Linked DNA regions of Homo sapiens: region 2 is linked to region 1. Evidence: chromatin loops called from intact Hi-C (ENCODE). Cell type or tissue: GM12878. All regions are shown on one strand. Each heading gives the region's core, and the rest is flanking DNA. Links, peaks and the distances in the headings are about the cores only.

The links. A loop is a pair of places that touch in the nucleus more often than their neighbours do. Peaks named below come from ENCODE experiments on the same cell type or tissue, not always from the same donor. Only the 100,000 strongest peaks of a DNase experiment are listed, where the experiment ranks them.
Region 2: a loop joins it to region 1, with 6 times the contacts of the local background. A loop is called at or near these places in 2 of 110 quality-filtered maps.

What each region holds. Positions count from the first base shown.
Region 1 is chr6:45,826,285-45,837,534 of GRCh38, reverse strand. No RefSeq gene overlaps it. Among named protein-coding and RNA genes, the nearest start is that of CLIC5, 180 kb to the left of the region's middle. In GM12878, for the core only: no CTCF peak of the experiment used is centred there; a DNase peak (open chromatin) is centred at 6,804; H3K4me3 peaks cover 322 bases; H3K27ac peaks cover 377 bases.
Region 2 is chr6:45,703,744-45,714,993 of GRCh38, reverse strand. No RefSeq gene overlaps it. Among named protein-coding and RNA genes, the nearest start is that of RUNX2-AS1, 130 kb to the right of the region's middle. RefSeq lists silencers at 1-262, 8,431-8,480. In GM12878, for the core only: no CTCF peak of the experiment used is centred there; DNase peaks (open chromatin) are centred at 4,373 and 4,953; H3K4me3 peaks cover 390 bases; H3K27ac peaks cover 873 bases.

The DNA.
Region 1 (11,250 bases), core at 3,731-8,730:
TGAATGCTTTTTGTTGGATGCACAGACCCTGAAGCTTCCCCACACCTGGCTCTGTAGAGCCTGCACCCCCAGCCAGTCCCACTCCACAGGCTTCTGCCTCCTCGCTGAGCCAGGCCATACCATGCTCCTTCTTGCTTCCCAGCTTGCCCAACACCCTCAGCCATACCCGAAATACCCTTCTTCCTCTGTCCTCCTCATCCCATCCATCCCTCAGGTCTGGATCACTCTTTACATCTTCCATTGGTTTCTCCTAATCAGCCCAGTCCTTACCAAAAATAACCACAGCAGTGAGGACAGTTATCCATGCTGAGCCCTGCCAGCTAGACACTGAGAGTGCTTCGCTCAGTGGTGCACTCATTCAACACACTGTCTGGATGCCTACCAGGGGTGTGGCTGTGCACACAACAGACGGGTCCCTAACTTTGTGGTATCCTACAGTGCTTCCTGTCCTCACATGGGCCCTGGAGGCAGGCTGCCCTGCTCATTCCAGACACAAAATTCAGGTGCAGAGGGCCAGAGGACCATCTCCTGTGCTGTACTGATAACGGCGGAGCAACCTTTAGATGCTGGTCAGTGTGACACACACTGCCAAACACTAAGACCCAGGGACATCTCCTACTGTGTGTGTAGCTAGCATCATGTCAGACCTGAAGCACCTCCCATATTTCCTTATTGTTTGGTGTGGGATGGATTTAGCTCCTTAACTAAATCGTTAACTAGGTCGTTCAAGGCTGGGCCCAATCTTGGGTGTCATTATTTCCTGTAACACCTAGAGCCATGCTGAGTCTAAAATACTTGGAGAGAGGGGCAAGGCAAGTCTTATCTGCCTTCCAAGCTCCTGTTTGTTTTGCCCATAAATTCAGCCACAGAGGGAGGGCCAGGGGATCTCCTGGATACTGCAAAACCTGCAGGCTGCCCTGCTTGTCTCCAGCCCCCACTGTCTTCTAACCCTTTAAAGCCCTTCTAACACAGTGGGGGCACGGCTAGTTCAGTTGCTACCCAGAATCTTCTAAACGTACTATGTAATCATGCATGTATTCTAAACATATTGTAGCATTCTTTTTTCTTCTCTCAAGTAAATAATAACAAGTCAATCATATAGCACTGATCTTGTGCCAGGCATTGCTCTAAGACAGGGGTTTTCAGTTGGGCAGCATCAACATCACCTGCAGACCTGTTAGAAACACCAACTAAAGGGCGTTCTCTGGGGCAGGGCCCTGCAATCTGTGTTTTCACCAGCCCTCCAGGTGATTCTGTGAGCACCAAAGTTAAGAATCCACTGCTCTAAAGGCCTTTCATGTATTCACTTGTTTCACTCTCATTCCAACCCTATGAAGTAAGTTCTCATGTGAAATTCTATTAATACTTTGTAGCTGGGGGAACTAAAGTACAGAGGTTTGTCCACTGCTCAAACTAGGATTCAAACCTGGACAGATGTACCTCAAATCCCTCAGTGGGGGCAAGAGGGCTTAACCTCAGGAAGTCAGGGGACCTCACATTGCATCTCTCTCACCCCTGGAAAAATATCTAGAGACAAGAATCTGGTGGGCACAGGACAGGCCTCTGGGAGTCTAGTTGGGCAAGGACATGCCTGGCTTCCCAGAGGTCATGTGAGTCTCTGAACGGTGGTTGACCTCAAGGCAGGAAAGAACAATTTGACTAAGTGTCTGAAGGTGGTGCTGTGGAAAGAATAAAGCACTTTTCAAATCTTCCTCTGTCAGTCCCAGGTTGTTTGATAATGTGCTTAGCTCAGGATCTGACACAGTGATAGGGAGCTTGGTAGGACGCTGCCGGGGCCCCTGCCACAGAAAAGGTGGGGTTTATCTCAGACCAGGGGCCTCAGTTGTCCCATCACTGTAGAGCTATTTAATTTAAAGGAAAGTGGCTGAGAGGGCAGAAAGAGCATCCGGGAAACACCACCGCAAGGCTCTCAGGCCCAGCTGGGATTCTCCATCTGGGGTCCTTGGGGTGGAGTCGAGGATGGCCACCATAAAATGGTAACACATTCCTGCAGCTGATACCATGCAATTTTCTTTAAATGTATGCTTAAAGATTTTACTAGCTTTGTGGATTGGGGTAGAGAAGAGGAGAGAAGAGGCAGGGAGATTAAAAAAAAGAAAAAAACAAAGACAGACAGAAATAATAAAGATATGAAACTGATTGTGGTAAACTAAGTAGAGCAGGTATAAAGAGCTTTCATCTTGCTTCTTCTGTGCTGGTCCATCTCCTCTTCTCTAAGGAAAGGGAATTAACATTGCTGAGAACCTACAATGTGCTGGGTGCTCTCCACATACTCCCTTGCTCAGTCGACATTACCACCTCCAAGGCACGTATTATCATTGTACCCAATTTGCAGAAGATAGAAGAAACAAAACTAGTTCTCAAATGTCTTTCTGTTTATTGCCAACCCAACACTTTCAGCTATATCACATTATCTTGAAGGTGTCTTGATTCTTTTGGCTGCAAAACAAGTCCGTAGATATAACAATAAAGGATATTTTTAAAATTTATGAAATGCCTCTTTCATTCTTCCCTTGTCCCTGCACTTCGTTCCTGTACTTTGTTCTCTGTTCTCATCTCATTGACACACGGACTTTTCAAATTAGTCAGTCCAGATGGGAATATTCATTTATTTATAAGGACATGAAATGGCGTTGTTTGTTTGGGGTGGGGAGAGGAAAGGATGCAAGGGCAGGTTCTCTGGCCCTGTCAAAAACTCACCACAATGATCAACCCTTACCTAAACCATGAGGTCATATATTCACTCACTGAAGGAATAGTTACGAATTTTCAAATTTTTGAAATAAATCCTGAAGTTCAACATGGTAGTTTAGGCCTACTTTTACCTCTCCTTCCTCCCCAATTCCAATGAAATAACAATAAATAAATGCAAAAGAATAAATTCATAACCAACATGAAAGGATCCAGCCGCAATCCAGAAAATTTCACAAATACCTGGACCAAAAGAAGATGGGATCATATCGATAGATAAAGCTGAGTGGAAAAATCTACATCCCAGAACCACAGGCAGGGGGAGAACTGGCCTGGAGGTAGAGCCGCCCTTCCCAGCAAAGCCCTGCAGAGGCTCCCAGATCAGAGCCTTGGGGCCACAAGCAGGGATGGACTGTGGGGAGATTAATGAAAGGCCTTTCCAAGTTTCATAACTGCCCGCCCTCCTCCTCAGAGAGCAACCGGCGGCCATGGCATTGGTCTGTGTGAAAAAAAAAGAGTATCCATTTTGTCTTGGCTTTGGGAACATTCTTCCCCTCACTGTTCCCTGTTCAATGATATGGATTTGGTCATACTACTTGGTTTGGCAGCATATAAAATTTTCATAAACAGAATACTTCACATTCATGTATTGCTTTTCTGTTTTCCAAATTAGCCTACAGACAAAACTTGGGGGACCTAGAATATAAATTGTATACACCAGAAGTAAAGGCAGAAGGAAATGTTACAGCTCAGAAAAGGGAGGTGGGAAGGTGGTGAGGGCCGGGGAGTGCGGGTGTGCTGTTGTCGGATATTCCAGCGCCTGCCTGTGTCAGGACGGTTCCAGGCCCAGTGAGGTATGGAGGAACCAAACAGATGTTCTCAGCCCTAGCAGCACCTCCATTCCCATCACAAGCCAATAGATTCCTCCTAACAGTTAACAAATCCCAAAGTGAAGATTTAAGTAGGTTGTTTAATACCTATAAAAGTAGCCACAAGAATGAATGAGGATAATAGCAGTGTGTACAAAAATCCATGGAAGACATGAGACAGTGTAAAGTTGCTAAAAATCCCTGTCATAGTAGGGGGAGTGGATACAGTTTAAATAGGACAATTTCAAGAAATAGATTATAAAGGAATTATCTAAGGTTGTGGTGGGAATTACCAGAAGTAAAAAGACATGGTCAAGGAGTGTACATCCAGGGCATGAGCTCAGAGCTGGGGCAGAGAGACATACTCTCCAACAGCCCTTGCCACATTTTGTTCATGTGTATGCATTACTGTTATAAATAAATTAAGGTAAATGATTAAAAAGCAACTTCACCTACCCCAGGAGGAATGTGAGGTGGATATTATCATTCCCATTCTCATTTTATATGTGAAGAAATAGTAGGCCGGGCGCGGTGGCTCATGCCTATAATCCCAGCACTTTGGGAGGCCGAGGTGGGCGGATCACCTGAGGTTGGGAATTCAAGACCAACCTGACCAACATGGAGAAACCCCGTCTCTACTAAAAATACAAAATTAGCTGGGTGTGGTGGCACATGCCTGCAATACCAGCTACTTAGGAGGCTGAGGCAGGAGAATCACTTGAACCCAGGAGACGGAGGTTGCGATGAGCCGAGATCATGCCATTGCACTCCAGCCTGGGCAACAAGAGTGAAACTCCATCTCAAAAGAGAGAGAAAAGAAAGAAAGAAATAGTAGCCCAGCCCTGTTGTGTGATTAGAAACCAAGTCTCCTGATCATTGGCTTCAAATTCCGCCTGCACAACCCAAAACCTTCTGCTTTTGGATGCAGACTGACTAGGGTTGGAATGCTCAAGTGACTGCTGTGAACCTTGAGCAGCTCACTGTTCATCTTTGAAAATAGGGAGAATACAACTACTACCCCTCCCTGGGTTACGCTAATCACATAGCACAGGGCCTGGTACAAAACAGGCCCTCAAAAATGTCAGTTTCAGCCAGGCGTAGTGGCTCATGCCTATAATTCCAGCATGTTGAGAAGCCAAGGTGGCTTGAGCCCAGGAATTCGAGACCAGCCTAGACAACCTGGAGAAATCCCATCTCTACTAAAAGTAGAAAAATTAGCTGGGCATAGTGGCACAGGCCTGTAGTCCCAGCTACTTGGGAGGCTGAAGTGGGTGGATGGTTTGAGTCTGGGTGATCAAGGCTGCAGTAATCAGAGATCTTGCTACTGCACTCCAGACTGGGAAACAGAGCGAGACCCTGTCTCAAAAAAACAAAACAAAAAACAAACAAACAAAAACTGTCAGTTTCCTCTCTTTATGTTTAGTTTTAAACCCATCCAAAATTTGGAACATTAATATCATTTGTTGATCAGGTTGTCTTTCTTCTCATTTCATGTGATGTATCACGAATTCCGACTAAATTTAAAGCAATTCATTCTCGGCCATATCAAAGGATTTGTCACAACTTAGCGAGGTAGAAAATGTCAAGTTTAAAACATGTGGCAGGAAGATGTGACTTCATGGACACACACAATCAATGGTCCAAGTAGGTGAGTGTTTGTGGTTGTGGGGTGAGGGGTACTGGGAAGGGTTTTACTTTCAGTTCCCTGAATACCTGTTTCCCACTCACCACACTGAGAGGTCACCCTTAGAGTCACTCCTTTGCACCTGGAAGAATTGTGGATCTCCCTGGTTCCCTGTGAAAAAGTCTAAGTGTCCCCAGGCATAGAAAAAGCAGCTGTACAGCTTAGAGAACAGTATACTGGGACTAGACCACTGGAGAACGGCCTGGGAACAGATAGGGGAGGAGAAAGAGGGAGGAAAACAGAGAAGCACTGAAGGAGAAGGCACCAGGGACAAGGGACAATTCCCCCAGATCCACGGCTTTCTTCTGCTTGTTATAACCCATGAGAAGCAGAACATCCTCCCAAAGACACTGCATCATTGGCACACAGTATATGCTAGGTTGGCACTCTACTAATGCTTCACGGCATTTGCACATTTAATTATCACAACAATCCCATCAGGTTGTCACTATTATTCTTCCCATTTTACAGCTTAAGAAACTGAGACACAGAGAGGCTAAGTGTCATATCCAAGTCACAGGGCTGTGTGATAGAGCCTGGAAATGAGCCCAAGAAGCTTGACTCCAATGTCAAACTCTGCACCACCACATTAGAAACACACTCCCCACGCAGAAACACACACACACACACACACACACACACACACACACACACTGTGGGAGGACTCTCAGGGAACTCCTGCTTTCACAGACTGCTAGGTGCCAAGTTCTGCTTTTTAGAGCCAGTGAGATAAGGAGAACTTGCTCTATTTCATGTAAGAAAGCTTATCTGTTACTAACATAGTAGATTTATCCTCTGTCAATCCAGAAGAAAGAACTAGACCTGAAGGGTGGAGCTTGTAGGAAGAAGACAGTAGTTCAACATAAGCAGTATAAAAAGAAGGGCTGCTGTGATAGGTAATGAGCTACCAGTCAGTGGACGTGTTTTTGGTTTGGCAGCTGCAGTCTAGGAATGAGCAGATGGTCTACATCCTGGGGACGAGATTGGAAGAGATGAGAACCAAAGCCCCTCCCAGCCCAGGCAGTCAATCTGAACACACTTCTCCAGACCTGCTGTTGCAAAGCAGTGTGCCGAATCAACAGGAGATGCATGTTAAATAAAACCCGACCCAGCCTCTCAAAAGTTTACAGTGAGATTCTCAGGTTTTCCAATATCATCTTCATAGAGTTCCTGGAGGAATTTAAGAAAGTACAGTGAAGATTCATTCCTTTCATCTCCTAAGGGTAAGTCCGTTCTGACCTGCCCAATAACCCTTTCTCTTCTCTGTCTGCTTCCGGAGAGCACTGTGAGAAGTCAGTCTTCTTTAAAAAAAAAAAAAAAAAAAAGTAAGAAAGAAAAAAAGAAAGACACATATATGATATGTTCTACATCTTTGCCTCTGAAGAGGAAATGCTCTGTGTTACTGTAAATAATAATTTGCAGGTCAGTGAAGGTTGTTAAATGCCCCTGATACCTTTTCTCACTTCCCTCCAGACTCTCGTAATTACTATTGCTCTGAACCCAGCGGGCAAGATGCACATTTCTCTGTCCAGGAAATGACAGCAGCAGTGTGGTACCCTCTTCTCACTTCGGGGAAAGACTGTGTATCTGCATATTGAGCCTGTCCAGAGTCCGTGTCAGAGCCGGGTATGTGCCTGCCTGGAAATAGCTGCATGGAAATGCAGGAAGTGGTTGCCCAAAAGACCTGAGGCTGCAGGTCATAGCCCCTGGGTTCTAAAGCTGGCTCTACCACAAGCTGCGTGACCTCAGACAAGTCACAAAATCTTCTGGGACTCTGTTTCTTCATCCGTAAAGCCAAGAACACAGCACTTACCATGACTCATAAATACTAATATATAATGAGAACTCATTCTTTTATTCAATATCTCATTCAAACACATATGAATCATCACTAAGGACCAGGCACTGTTTTAGTCCCCGGGGGTGCAGTAGTAAACAAAACAGCGAAAGTCTCCCTCTCCCTGGAGTTCCACTGGGAGAAGCAGATAAATAAATGAATAAACAAAACATATGGGATTTCTAAGGGCTTTGGCAAAAAGCAAAGCCTAGAAGGGTTAGGAGGAGTGCTGAGGAAAAAAAAGGGGTGTCTCTAAGAGGGTGCCATTGAGATATAGGCTCAAAGGAGGTAAGAAGGTGAGCTGAGAGATCACTGGGGAAAGAGTAATCCAGGTAGTGGAGTAGCCAGTGCAAAGGCCCTGAGGCCAGAGTGGCTGAAGCAGAGCAACTGGGAGGGATGCAGACTGGATTCAGAAGGACGTGGAATTGAATAGGGTAGGCCTTGCAAGGCTTTGGGCTTCTCTGAGACAGGAGCCACTGGAGAGTGTTGAGCAGAGGAGTGACATAACCTGCCTGGGGTTTTAAAAGAATCTCTCCAGCTTCTGTGTTTAAAAAAAGAGAATCAAATAACATATTTCCCAAAGTGTTTTGAAAAACACAAAAGTACAACATGAAAATGAAGCACAGTAAAAACTCAGTCCTCCAAGCTCCTCAGAAAAAAGTTGTTCTGGAGACCAGGTGTGGTAGATTAAATACAGCCACAAGTTCGTTGTCACTTTCCCCACTGAGAGCTCAAATTTATTTCCCCTCCCTTCACCTGGTTTGTCCTGCAGCTGCTTATCAAATATGGCCAGAGTATTGCTGTGCCAAATCCAGGCCCAGCCTTTTAGGGGACTGGCAATTTCCTCTCTTTTCCGCTTGGAATTCTCACTCTTGGGACTGCTCTTCTCAGAACCCAGCTGCTATCCATGGAGAGGCCATGTGCAGGTACTCTGGGTGCAGCCCCAGGAGGGCTCCCAGACAACAGTCACCATCAACCACCAGCCATGTGAGGAAACGCTTTCAAGATGTTCCAGTTCAATTAAGCCCCCAGATGACTTTAGCCTCATCCAACATTCTGTGGGGCAGAAGAATCTCCCAGCTGAGCCCATTTAACCCATAGCATCATGAGACAGTAAAATATTTGTTGTTATAAGCCACAATATTTTGGAGTGCTTTGTTATGCAGCAATAGTTAACCAAAACTTCAGGGTTTTCTAGAGTTCAGAGTCTACCCAGTAAGGTATCAAAACTTGAAAAGGAAAAATATTAACTATAATAAATGGAAAACATTCTAAAACGGAATATACAACTTCCTTCCTTCCTAAACAGAGTTTACCCACATTGATTAATCTTTCCTTGGTGATTCAAATGTATCCATGTGAACATCATCATATGCTTGTCTTGTTTTTAATGATGCAAAGATTCCCTAAGGGTCTATTGAAATGATTGGAGGTTTTTTCCTTATACTTACTGGCCCTGCACCTGTTTTCTTCCTTAGGTATTTTTAAAATGATTCCTCCTCCTTCATTTTTCTGTTTGTTCCTGTTTATGTCAGCTTCTCCTCATGCCTTTTCTAATTTGTCATATACATTTTGAGTGTAAGAAACTTTTTTTTTTTTGAGACGGAGTCTCGCTCTGTCGCCCAGGCTGGAGTGCAGTGGCGCTATCTCGGCTCACTGCAAGCTCCGCCTCCCGGGTTCACTCCAGTCTCCTGCCTCAGCCTCCCAAGTAGCTGGGACTACAGTTGCCCGCCACCACGGCTGGCTAATTTTTTGTATTTTTAGTAGAGACGGGGTTTCACCTTGTTAGCCAGGATGGTCTTGATCTCCTGACCTCGTGATCCGCCCGCCTTGGCCTCCCAAAGTGCTGGGATTACAGGAGTGAGCCACCGTGCCTGGCCGAGTGGAAGAAACTTCTTAGAGTAATTTGAAAAGTATGAATAAACAGGCTTAGAGAAAGGGCCTAATTCTACAAAAGGGCATGACTTCATGTTTGTGGATTTTGTGACAGCAGTTTTGCTTATAATCTAGTTCTTCCCAATATTCCGTATGAATAGGGCTGCTGGATAACTGAGTTTAGGATGGGGGAGAAGTTTTTGTTATTCCTGTAAATGTATTTAGATATTAGTTCGTAGAATCACAGAGCTGGAACAAACCTTCCAGAGATGTTTACATTCCACTCCCTCAATTTACGGATGAGACCCACAATATTTGTTTGACTTGTACAAAGTGAAAGAGTTCATACCAGCAGAAGCAGGATTAGAGCCCAGGCCTCTACGTCACAGGGCAGTGTTCTTCTACCAGGTCCTTCTGAGCACAATTTGTCCTGTGATCTGTAAATCCCGAGTGAGGCGAGGAAGCCCAAGAAGTACATTCCTACGAGAGCTCATGAAGCATAGGAGAAAGCTCTGCTCATCTGTGCCACTTACCAGCCACATGATATTGGGTAAGCTGCTCTGGCTCTCTCAGCCTAATTTGTTCAGGATAGTGAGTTCCAATATCCAGGACTGTTATGAAAAATAAATAACACAGGCCAAGTACGAAGCGTGGTGTGTGGCACTCAATTATTATTCATTTAATGATTGTCATTTTTCTGTTGTGCCTTCTATTAGTCTTAGCCCCTTAGAGCAGACAAAGTGTGAGGCTCCTTGGATTAAAGACTATACCAGCCTCTCCTTCTCCCCATAACCTTAACTACTTGATAGGAATAGTCCAGTCCCTAGACCCTTCCTTCTGTGGGTGGCATTGCCAAGGTTGTCTGGTGAAGGGTTCCACTAAGGTATGCGTAACTTGCGGAGGTAGAAGAGGAGCTGTTGGGAGAGCCCAGCCCAAACAGAATCCAGGTTAGCTGATTCGCGTTTTGTTGTTATTTTTGTTGTTGTTGTTGTTGTTGCTTGAGACAGAGTCTCGCTCTGTCACCCAGGCTAGAGAGCAGTGACGTGATCTTGGCCCACTGCAACCTCCGCCTCCCAGGTTCAAGCCATTCTCCTGCCTCAGCCGCCCGAGAAGCTGGGACTACAGGCATTTGCCACCATGCCCAGCTAATTTTTGGTATTTTTAGTAGAGACGGGGTTTCACCATGTTGGCCAGGCTGGCCTCGAACTCCTGACCTCAAGTGATCCACCCACCTCAGCCTCCCAAAGTGCTGGGATTACAGGCATGACCACCATGCCCGGCCTGATTCGTGTTTTGGGGTCCTACTGCTGGATTAGGTCTTGTCCCAGGATGGAGAAGAATGGTGGATCCCCAAACAGCAAATGTTTGAAGAAGGGACACAACCTTGAAGCCAGCAATGAGATGCAAATGCCTCCCTTCCTGCACTCCTCCTCCCACCGTCAGTGCTGTGAAGACTGTGAGGCCCCCAGTACTTGTTATGGAGAGGTTTTAGTCAGTGCTCAGAGGAAAGGGGTGGGGGAGAAGAAGGCCAGTAAATCAATAACAGATCTTTCTTTCCATCAGCTGGTTTAAAGTATTGAGCCAATGTCAACCAATCTAGAATTTCTAAGTTGTAAATTTAAAAATTGAATAGTAAGATTTTTATCTGAGCTGCTTCATGAAAGCCACTATTCAGAGTCCAGTTTATCACAGTCCTCACGTAGTCTGAGCTAAGGTCTGGGGTCATGCCAGTCTAGGGAATTCAGTGAGAAAGTTTTCATTTCTACCTGGCTCAGGCTGTGGGGCTTGGATATGGCACTTCTACTGGATCTTTGTGATTCTCCTCCAACTTGTTTCCCTCAACAGATTTCCTGGACTGTGAACTGATCATGCAGAAATATTCAGAGCAATGAAGGACACTGCAGGGCCCTGTACAACCTCATCATCCAGGATTAAAGAGTCAGTCGATATCACATATTCAGCACTATACTAGGCACTGTGGAAAATAACAATGATGTCAGCAACAACAATAATAGTAATGACAATGAATGTTTATTGAGCACCTACTGTATGCCAGGCACTCAACTAGATACTTTTCCTAGATTATTTCTGAGTCTTCCAAAAATTGGATAAAGTGGTTGTCATTCCCTCTGTTTTATACACAAATAAATGAAGACTTAAAGAAGTTAGATAAGTTCTCAAAGTTCTACAAGTAGTGAGAATAAGGACCTATATATGATAATTTCCTTGTCCTTGAAGAGTTTTAGGAAACACCATCTCCCATCTGTTATCCA
Region 2 (11,250 bases), core at 2,846-7,845, 120 kb after region 1:
AGAGAAAGAGCTCTGAAAACCTTCTAGGGCAGCAGAGGCTGTAAGGGTGCTGTTTTCCATGCAAGAATCCAGTAGAGGGGGATGTTGCATAGAGGCGAATTCCTAACAGCCTTTGCCTTCAGCTTGTCATTGTTAGTGCCCAAGCTCAGAGGGGAGGAAATGTCTTTTTCGTCCTTGCGGGACCTCACATCTACTCTCTGTGTACCAGGACTCAATAAGTCTCTAAAAGCCTCTGGATGGACACAGGAAAGCCGCTGGTGTTCTTTCTGTGCATTTAACCCTAATGAATTTTCCCTTCCCATTTCCAAATTACAAAATCAAAGCTATTTTCTCAGGTGCCATATTTAGCAGCTGTCAGAAGTTGGAATCTGGCAAGATCAACAACTTTTGAATAGCTCAAAATTCGCTAAAGTCCCAGATGGGTTTTCCCCTTCTCTGCCCTCCCGCTCCCTTCTCAGAGCCAGCTTTCAGAGTCCACCTCGGGCGCCTGAGACCCAAGCAGTGTGCCTCTTTCAGTAAAGCATGGTTTTAAGGAAATAAAAACACATTTCCCTTTCACATGCCTCATTGCCTTATTTTCCCTCTCATTTTGACAAAATGGGGCTCTGCAGTCCTCCTCCTCAGATGAAGGCTGATTAGCAGCCACGGTCACTAATCTCTCACCATCTTCTTCTAAAAATGAGACTCACCCAGCCTCAGCACAACAACTAAGAGCAAAAGGTTCATCGGAATTTCCAACTCCTGTGATTTCTCCCTTTGGTTCTTCAGAGATAACGGTGAGAGTGAAAGATGTAGAGATGAGAGTAAGACACGCAGAGAAGCCCTGGCTATGAGCGCCCATAGTGGGCGTGGGGCAGCAGCCCTTGAAACTTCACAGTGAGATTCCACAGAAGGGATCTTTCCCTTGTAAATGTCCCACTTACGGCTTAAAGTTCAAGAAGGTAGGCCTGGATCCAGCCTCACCAGCCTGACCCTATGCCAGGCTTTCTGCAGCACTGGGAGGGAAGGGTGGAGAATGCTGAAGACAGAGATCTCCGGCAGTCACACCTTTCATGGAAAACAGAGACACCTGTCTTGATAGGTGAAGCTGTGGATGGTGGCTCAGCTGCTGTCTCAAAGAAAATGTCTGTGATAGGTGGAGGGAGATTTTGTTCCCCAAGGTTGGTTCTCCAAGCTGAATAGACAAAGGTGCAAGAAACAGGGAAATTCTCAAGCAAAATAAGTTGTATTTGCCGGAAAGTCTATCTGAGTGAGAATTCTCAAAATATTTTCTAAAGCTCCGAACTGTTTGGAGAACGTAGCCACAGTATATACAGAAATAAATGCCCCATTTTCATTAGAAGAGCCTGTGTGTATAAAGGGACGCATCCAGGCTTTGGGGCCAGACATTGGTTCAAATCCCAACCCTGTCACCTTCTACTCAGATAACCTCAGACAAGTCACCTAGAACCACTGAACCTCCGTTTTCTCATCTCTAAAATGTAATGGCACCTACTTTTACAGACTTATTGCAAGGAATAAATAAGATAATCTATGTAAAAGCACTCAGGGACCAGGTGAGGTGGCTCACCCCTATAATCCCAGCACTTTGGGTGGCCAAGGTGGGCAGATTACCTGAGGTCAGGAGTTCAAGACCAGCCTGGCTAACATTATGAAACCCCGTCTTTACTAAAAATACAAAAATTAGCCGGGCATGATGGCGGGTGCCTGTGATCCCAGCTACTCGGGAGGCTGAGGTGGAAGAATCACTTGAACCTGGGAGGCGGAGGTTGCAGTGAGCCGAGATCGCGCCACTGCACTCCAGCCTGGGTGACAGAACGAGACTCCATCTCAGAAAAAAAAGCAAGCACTCAGCACCATGCCTGGCATATAGTCAGCACTCGCCAGATGTTAACTGCTATCATTACATTGCTAATAAAATAATACCACAACATTCTTCTGAGTGTAGAGGTACAGACATACAAGAAAATCCTCTCTTTCTACAAGAAATTTCCTCAGGATTATAATTCTGATGCCTGTATGACTTAAGACTAACCCACAAGAAAATGTCATGGGGGACTGTGATACATACTTCCTAAAATTTGTTTCCTGTTCTACCCAACAGCCCTTGTGTTTTTGGAGTTCTAAAACTGAAGCCATGTGGTCAGTATAAATGGCAGAGTATTAATCAACTGAAAATAAATATTTCTGAGATCCAAGGGCAATAAAACCCTGTGGAAGCACCCACCCCCTACCCATTACTCAAATTCAGACACAAAGAGACTGCGTCTGTCTTCATCCTCACCATGATGACCCTTCATTTCAAGCAATGGAATATTTACAGCATCATAGTGGAGCTTGGGGTACAAGTGGGGCATGGTGCTGATAGCCCTGTGTTCGGTGGGACACTGCCCTGGTGGTGGCAACTGGTGCATGCTTCAGTTCTCCTCCTTGATCCTCAGCCACGCTCAAGTCGGTGTTTGCTGCGCAACTCAGCGTCGCTGCTGCCCCTGCTAATGAGAATTACATTGTCATGTAATAAGTACCTTCCTTGAGTCCATGAAAATAAAAAAAAAGTCTTAAAAAGAAAGGAAGAGCATCATTTCCACGTTTGAGGACCTCAAGATTGGTTAGAAATTAACTATGACACCTGCCCCAAGTGGTCAAGATGTTGTCCAATAATAAGTTGTCACCAGGCTGGGTGCAGTGGCTCACGCCTGTAATCCTGGGATTTCGTGAGGCTGAGGTGGGTGGATTGTCTGAGCTCAGGAGTTGAGACCAGCCTGGGCAACACGGCAAAACCCCGTCTCTATCAAAATACAAAAAATTAGCCGGGTGTGGCAGCATGTGCCCGTAGTCCCAGCTACTTAGGAAGCCGAGGCAGGAAAACTGCTAGAACCCGGTAGGCAGAGGTTGCAGTGAGCCGAGATCGCACCACTGCACTCCAGCCTAGGTGACACAATGAGACTCTGTCTCTAAAAATAAAAATAAAAATAAAAAAGTTGTCACCAATAATTGAAAAGTGGGCTAGTTTATTCATTCATTTCTAATCAAGCAGATGCCACAGTGTTATTTGATACTAACATCTGATCTTTGATACTAATATCTGACCTCTCACTTCAAAAATTGGGAAATATTTCTTCACATGGTTCCTCTGACACCGTGAGCCAATGGCCTCTTGCTGGGCACTCATGAGGTATAGAGCCTAACATTATTAGCTTAATAATAACAACTTTTAAAAACCTAGAGAACAATAAAATGAATAAAGTGCCTCAGATATTGCACTTAACTCCGTTCCCTAAGTCAGCAGCTACAACAATGCTGGTTTGAGTTGATTGATCCAGTTCATGGGCAGACCTGAAGCCGGCTCAGCCCCACATTTAGGTAAGATCCGAGGGGCGCCAAGAAACTTACCCTTGGTGGTGGCATTCCAGTAAGTTATTCATATTTTGAGTGAAGGGAGTGGGAGTTTGGAGCTTTGTTTGTTTTACCTTTTTGTAAAGCAGTGGAAACCCTCTTTCAAACAAAATCTCTGAGGGCCCCTATGTAGACGATACTAGCGCATTCTTAAGTAGTATTTACTGTATGCCAGATGTTTTAACTCATTTAGTCCAACAATTCTACAAGGTAGATACAGTGTGCTGTTACTGTTCATACTTTACAGATGGCAAAATTAAGGCACAGAGAAGTTAAATGATATGCCCAACATCACACAGCTGTAGGTGCTAGAGCTGGGTTTCCATCCTGCCTGGTCTGGCTCCAGAGCCCACCCTTTCATAGATCACACTGTGTGACCCCAGTATAGAGTGTTTTTAAGGAGGCGTATAAAATCAGAACAGCTCTGGCTGGAGCTCTGATAGAGGGCGGAGGGTTCCAAGCTTTCTATAGTGACCCTCAGGTACATCCAAGGAAGATGAGGACTTCAGGAAACCAGTGGATTAAGACTTTATCTACCTAAGATCACTTTAAGATCACATTTACTTCTTGAGGAGTAACAAATTAGTGCATTAGTAGGAATCTATTTCCAATTACCAGGGTCTTTAGAGAATGAAACTTAGGTAAGTGGTGACTGGGAGTCCCTGGCTACAGGGCAGGGATATGGAGAGCACACGGGTAGAGGGAGTGCTGGACTCGAGTCTGGACAGTAGGAGGGGAGGGGGCTGAGAGAGGCAGTGCCTCCAGGACAACCAAGCCTCTACTTGACAGGCAAGCTGGAGGTCAGGCTAACAGCAGTGCTTGTGACCAGTATTTGAAAGGGCCTCCGGGCAAGCCACTCTCTGGGTGCTGAACACTAAACAGCAGGTTGGTCCCTGGCAGAGGCATAGCGTGACCAGAGCCGTGGGGGTGGGTGAGGAGAACAGTCTGACGTGAGAGTGTCAGGGCTCCCCCCATGAGGTGACACTCAAAGTTTCAGTTTTTATCTTGATAAAAAGTTTGCAATTTTCACAATTGCAGAACAAATAGAACCATGACTCATATTTCACAATTTGCCTGGCAAATTCACTATGTGATCATGTTTCTGACAACTGCATGTTTTCCAGGGGTGAGGGGACATCAGGATAGAACATTTGGCCCGAGGGGCATGTTATAATGGGGGACAGTGGGACACACATTGCCCCCACTTCATGTCTTAGGTTCAATACCAGAAGCCAGTGATTCATGCTGTGCACAGGTCTCAGTGGACCTGGGAGTACATCACAAATTCTGAGGTATCCATGTGTATATTTTACTGTCTGATTTTTAATCATCTCTGAGCCACATTTTCATCCTCTGGAACTTCACGGGATAAATTACTTGAGGTTCATCATTTAAAAATTTTTTTTGAAATTTGAATAGCATAAGTTTGAGTAGCAACTTTCAAGATAATGTAATTTAAGAGATGATGATACACGTGATGAAATGTGACACTTTAAAGGAACAATTAAAACACCCATTGAAACTGAAAAACCAGAGTTTCGCCCTCCGGTTTCTAACTAAGGAATTGAGTCAGAAGTTCTGTAGTCTTCTGTGGAAGAAATAGACATGAGGGCCAACTCTGTGTCACCCGTAGATAACACCTAGTACCACGTCAGCAGCATGAGATAATGAATTATTATTTGTCAAATGAATGATAAGTACATAGACGCAAATACATAAGCATACAGTCCACACCAGCTGAAATACAGGGCCCAGTCTTATTCTTAGGAATCATTTCCCTATTCAACATGCTAATAATATTTGTTCCTTTTTTTTTTTTTGAAACGGAGTTTCGCTCTTGTCGCCCAGGCTGGAGTGCAATGGCACGATCTCGGCTCACTGCAACCTCCGCCTCCCGGGTTCAAGCGATTCTCCTGTCTCAGCCTCCTGAGTAGCTGAGATTACAGGCTTGCGCCACCATGCCCAGCTAATTTTTTTGTATTACTAGTAGAGATGGGTTTCACCATGTTGGCCAGGCTAGTCTGAAACTCCTGACCTCAGGTGATCCATCCGCCTCGGCCTCCCAAAGTGCTGGCATTATAGGCATGGGCCACTGCGCCCGCCCATTTGTTCCTTTTTAAATAAGCGTTGATTAATCTTGGAAACAAGGTTTATATAGACAGCAGAAACTTATCTTGCAATGGTTATATCTCACATTCGTTGAGCACCTTTTACTCAGATCCCTTGAAATGGTCCAATTTTTGATTCTCAGAGCACTAGTGGGCTGTTAAGCCCCAAGGTAACTGTGATATTTTCCCATATCTCCCAAACCACCCAGTGTGGCAAGTGTAATTTTGTTCATTTTAGGAGATGAAGAATTGAGAGACATCCAAGCCACAAAACAGGAAGGGACAGAATTGAGATCCTAGGCCAGGTTAAGCCCAATGCCCGTGGTCTTTATATCAAGGGCTAACAGCCTTAGTGAAGATGGGGGTGTCTGCCTGCCCCTTCTGCAATGTCAGTACCGTGAAGGCTCATTGAACCTCAGTTTTCATCATGTAGAAATTTGACCCCTTCAGTGCTGCAAGGGCCTCCCAACAGGTCCCAAGTCCATGCTTATTCCCACCCAGGCTGCCCCCCACCTTCAGCCAGAGTGATTGCAAGTCTGGTCAGGTCACTCCCTTGTTGAAAACCCTTTAAGACTGCCCATTACATTCAGAATAAAGGCCCAAATCCCCACATGCCAAAAGCTCCTACCTGACCAGCCCTGTCCACCCCTTTGGGCTCCCCTGCTTCTGCCCAAGCCCTCTGCTCCCCAGACATGGGAATCACTTTCTCCTTCCTGTCACAGGGCCTTTGCATATGTTGTTCCATCTCCCAGAGGGTTCTTTCCCACCACAACACCTTCCGCCTTTCTCTTGTCTTAGCTTAAATGTCCCTTCCTCAGAGAGGCCCTTCATGATGACCTTCTGCAGTGCATTCCAGAGCACCCAGCACCCATCTTTCATTTCACTCATCACTGTTAGATCAGGATAATGGTTTACATAATTGTTTGTTTCATGTCTGTTTCACACATTGCCCAGAGGAGGAGGTATGAATTAAATAATACCTGTGAGGGCAGGAACTCTGTCCATCCCACTTATGTCTATGTTTATTACCAGTGTCTGCTTCAGCACCGGACATGTAGGAGATGCTCAATAGATGCTTATTCCATCCATGAGGCAATTCATCACCAAATCAGGACGCTGCTAATCTAGTTTTAGGCCCAAGATCTTGTAATCTCCAAGCATGTTTACCATCTGATATCTGATTGGTTCTGAGTTTTATCAGAACCAATGTGTGAGAAGCTGGTGGAGCTGAAGTGTAACATGCATTACAGGAAACCACTTACCACTCTGGGATCCCCTCTCCCCACTATGTTTTAATAAGCTTAATAATAGCGACAGCTAACATTTATTAAGTGCTATGTTCTCACCAGTACCTTAAGAGACTTTCATACAACCTAAGTCCACATGGCATGATCTTTTTAACTTAAGCCAGATCCTGTCCAAGCTCTGTTCATCTCCAGAGGCTCCATCTCACTTACAGTAAAAGCCCAAGTTCCAGGCATGGCCTGTAAGGCTCAAAGGGTTTGCTCCTCTCTGACCTCATCCTCAGCACACTCTGCCCATTTCACCGGGCTCCAGCCACACCAGCAGCCTCCCTGAAGCTCCTAGAATACACCTGACAGCTTCCCCACAGGGCCTGTGTGCCTTCTGTACCCTGGGCACGAAATGCTCCTGCCCCAGATCGATGCAGTTCTGGCTCTATCATATGCTTTAAATGTCATCTTCTCCACGGGCCTTCTCTGACAGCCATCCTGTACTCCCTCAGCCCCTTTCTTGCTACGTTTTTCTCCATCACATACCACCATCTAATATACCACTGCTATTACCTGTCTGCTCATTCATTGTCTGCCTGCCCCCTCTGCAATGTCAGTGCCACAAAGGCAAGGATTGTTGCCTATTTAGTTCACTGCTGTGTCCCTAACTGCCTGGTGCATACAAGGAGCTCAACAAATGCACATTCCATGAGTAGATGTTCTCATTTCGTCCTGACATTAATCCTGAGAGATACACACATCACCCAAATACCTTCCTTGCCACCTTTTCTGCCAAGTCTACTACTGCTCCTGTACTTTGCTCACTGGTGGCAGAAAAGACAACCAGGAAACTCAGACCTCGAGACATTCTGGGTTCACACCCTCACCCCTACAAAGCCTGTCTGAAACAGGTGCCCTGTTTCAATTTCCCACTTCTCTAGTCTAGCCAGAAGTGAGTTTCCTTATGCATCAGTCATTCATTTGTACGTTGTTTTCCCGACATTTGCCAGAGACGGCGGCCCCAGGTGAATGAGGTAGGCCCCACCCTTGGGGAGCTCAGAACTGAAAAGCTACCTCCATCTCTCAATGGCCTCTTCAGATTCTTCCTGCTGCACCATTTTCCTGCTCATTTATTTTTCTAATTTCAAACATAGATTTTGTTACCTTTCAAAATATGAGGCATTTAAGAAAAGCAGCATTTTAAAATAGTGCTCATGGCTAGAACTGAGAGAGATTCTTTCACATCTCCCTGTCCCTACCTCCAGGGGCGAAAGAGGTGCAGCTTGTTCTCAAATAGAAAAATTCAGCATTTTTCCAAAGCAGGCAAGAGTTATGTTTCTGCACGTAGGACAGGTTCTGAGCCCTGGGATAGTGGTGAACTTCATCATTTTCATTTCAGATGCCATTTCTCTGGATTCTTTCCCCAGCCATGACTGCTCGGCATTGCTATTAAATCTTCTAAGCATTTTGCCCAATAAACACCCAAAACATGCTTTTCACCCTTGCACCCACTTCCTGTCCTGCATCTACCTCTCCATCCCTTCCACTAGCTTCACATCTCTGTTGTTTTCAAAGTTGTCCCTTGTATTCTGGGCAACCCATTTCTTGTTTCATCAAACCATTCTGTTCTCAAGTCCCTTCCTCTCTTTAAATCCCTCTTCAACCATCAGCAAAATCTGCTGCTGCTGCTTCCTCACAAGGAGGGCCCCTCCACCTCGACACCCTGCCCTGAGAATCTGAAGGGGAAGGAGTAATAGTAGAACTGAAATTAAATGTCAGTTTCAGCTAACCTGAGCAAGGCACACTTTCACCAGAGGGGATCACAAAAGCAAGGGATGAGGACTGCTTGTCCTCTGCACTTATAGACTAGACTGTCAGGGTCAGCACCTGCTTCTGAATAGACAGGGTACGGACTTGCTTACCCACTCAGATTAGAGGAACTATCAGGGCACCATACACTCATTAGTTCATTAATGCAGTCCTTCACGCATGCAGCAAATAGTGATTGCAAGGTTTATTTCTTTGACTGCTGGAGGTTTTATAGTCTTTCAGAATGCCGTATTACATTGCAAATATTCTTGAGGGGTCTTATGTCTTTTTGAATGAAATTTAATTTGATACAATTCAGTTCGTCCATTTGAACTTCCATAGCATTTTGTGACATGGAAAAGAACACTGGACTAGGGTGAAAGAGAACTAGAGAAAAATCCAGCCTATTCTACTTACTGGCTGATTAACACCAGGAAAGTCACCTGACTTCTTCAAGCCTCAGTCTCCCTCGTCCATTAAATGGATGTGATACCAGCTACCCTACCTATATCATGGGAGTTCTGTATCCCATGTACAATCAGCAATCAGCAAGATGCCTGATATACAGTGGCCTTTCCAAAAACATAGAGGAAACTGAAGAGATTCCAATTAAAATCAATCCGTGGTAACAAAGGGCCTTTTTGTTGAGTCAAGCATTACAGAAATGAAAGCTTCATCTCTACTTAACAAAATTTTGTGCATCCTTCAAGGCCTAAGTGAAATGCAGTTTTATTCATGAAGTGGTCCCTCCCTCCAACCCCAAGACAGAAAAGAGCCAAGGAGATTGAGTGGCATCTGGGACATAAGGCCACACCTAGGAAGTGCAGCTCCCTGGAGCAAAGCTCTTGAGAGTTGCCAGGAGAAGGGATTCACTGCAGAAAATGGAGTTTGTAAACCTAGGGCCTGCCAGAGAGGAAAGACAAACCAAGGACCCAGACTGAAAAAGAAAAGGAGGGCTCTCAGCCATGGAGAGCAGACATGGAGCAGAGAGGAGATTTGAGAAACAAAGTTAGGTGGTGTTATGGAGCAAGTAGAGTGGTGTCCAGGGGCAAATAGACACTGAGTGCTTGGAATATTCTCCTGCAGCTGAATCACGCTGGACAGAAACCATCCCACCCTTTCTCAAATCCCATAGCACTTTGTACTTCTCAGGGCACTGCCCAAACTGCCTGTCTTTACGAGTCTTTGAGGATGTGCGTATCTTCCCTCCCCTACCAGAATATAAATTCTTTGAAGGCAAGAGCCAGGTCTCACACCCTTTGTACACCCTTCCCAGCCCACACCTAATGCCTAGACCAGTGTCCTGCATATGATCAGTATAATAAATATTTGTGGTGGATTAATAAAATCATTACACTCTTTGGTTTCATATATGACCAAATAAAACACGACCCAAAATACTACTGAACCTTAAAAACTAGTTGTGCACAGGTACCCTGGAACTTAAAGTACGATAATTAAAAAAAAAAACTAGTCTACTCCTGTAGCTTTATCAGCTGGGTTTTGAACTTTCTCTCTATCCTTGAACACTTTACAGCATACTTAATTTTGTTATATAACAAAATCACTGCTCACTTAACTATGTGTTTCATACCAAAGAGTGTAAGCATGAGTACCATTTATTGGACATAATAGCAAAATAGCTACCTGTTGGCCAAATGCATTTGCCACCCCTTCAGAGTGTAAGCTATTGCTAAAAGGTGGCTGCTACACTAAGACTACATTTCCCAGCTCTTCTTGCACTCGGGGGAGGCCACGAAACTAGTACTCATCAATGGAATGTCAGTGAAACTAGATAAGTCTCATCTCTAGGCCAGGAATTTTAAGAAACAGTTAAAGCTTCTACACTCTCTCCTTCCTCTTTGCCACCTGGAAGCAGAGACTTTGAGGTTTCAGGGGATGCAGAAGTCACAAGATGAAAGCCACAATCCCTGAGTGACCACAGGGAGAAAAGCCCTCTGCTTTCTGTATTTAGATGGACAAAGGGAAATTGCAAGATGGAAGCCTGTATCCCTGAGTCACCACATGAAGGAAAGCTCCAGCTTTCTCCATTTGGTCTATCACATAGGCAAGAAAAAAACTTTAATTATGTTAGCCACTGGAATTTGGCATTTAATTGTTAGAAAAGCTAGTGTCACCTTAACTAACACAACTACCTATTGTATGGCAGGTGATTCACACAAATTACTTTCATAGAACACTTGAAACAGTCTTGCATGGTAGGTATGATCACTATCCTTTTTATTTTGCAAATAAGTAAACCAAGACACAGAGAGGTTAAGTTACAAAGGTTAAGTTAAGAAAGGTTGTCACAGCTAGTAGGTGCTGGAGCTAGAATTTCACTGAGATTTGTCTGGCCTCAAATGCTGTGTTTTCTCCCACGACATCATACTACCTCTCATTTATCAGTGATCTTAGACTCTGCCTTTGACATCATTTTTAAATTAGGGGTTTCTGGCCTGATTCTGACCTACACTTTTTAGAAGCAGTTGACATATATGTCTCTGCTTTCCTTCACTGAACTCCGACCATCACCTGGAAAAATTATGTCTTCCAAGCCCTGGAGTGTTCCCAAAGACTTTAATTTCTTCCTCACCTGTTTTGACACAATTCTTTTACTATCAGAATTGAATTCTTTCTCTAAGCAAATATTTAAGCTTTATACTGCTTGACTTCCATTTTTTCACCAGTTGGGAAGGGTAAGA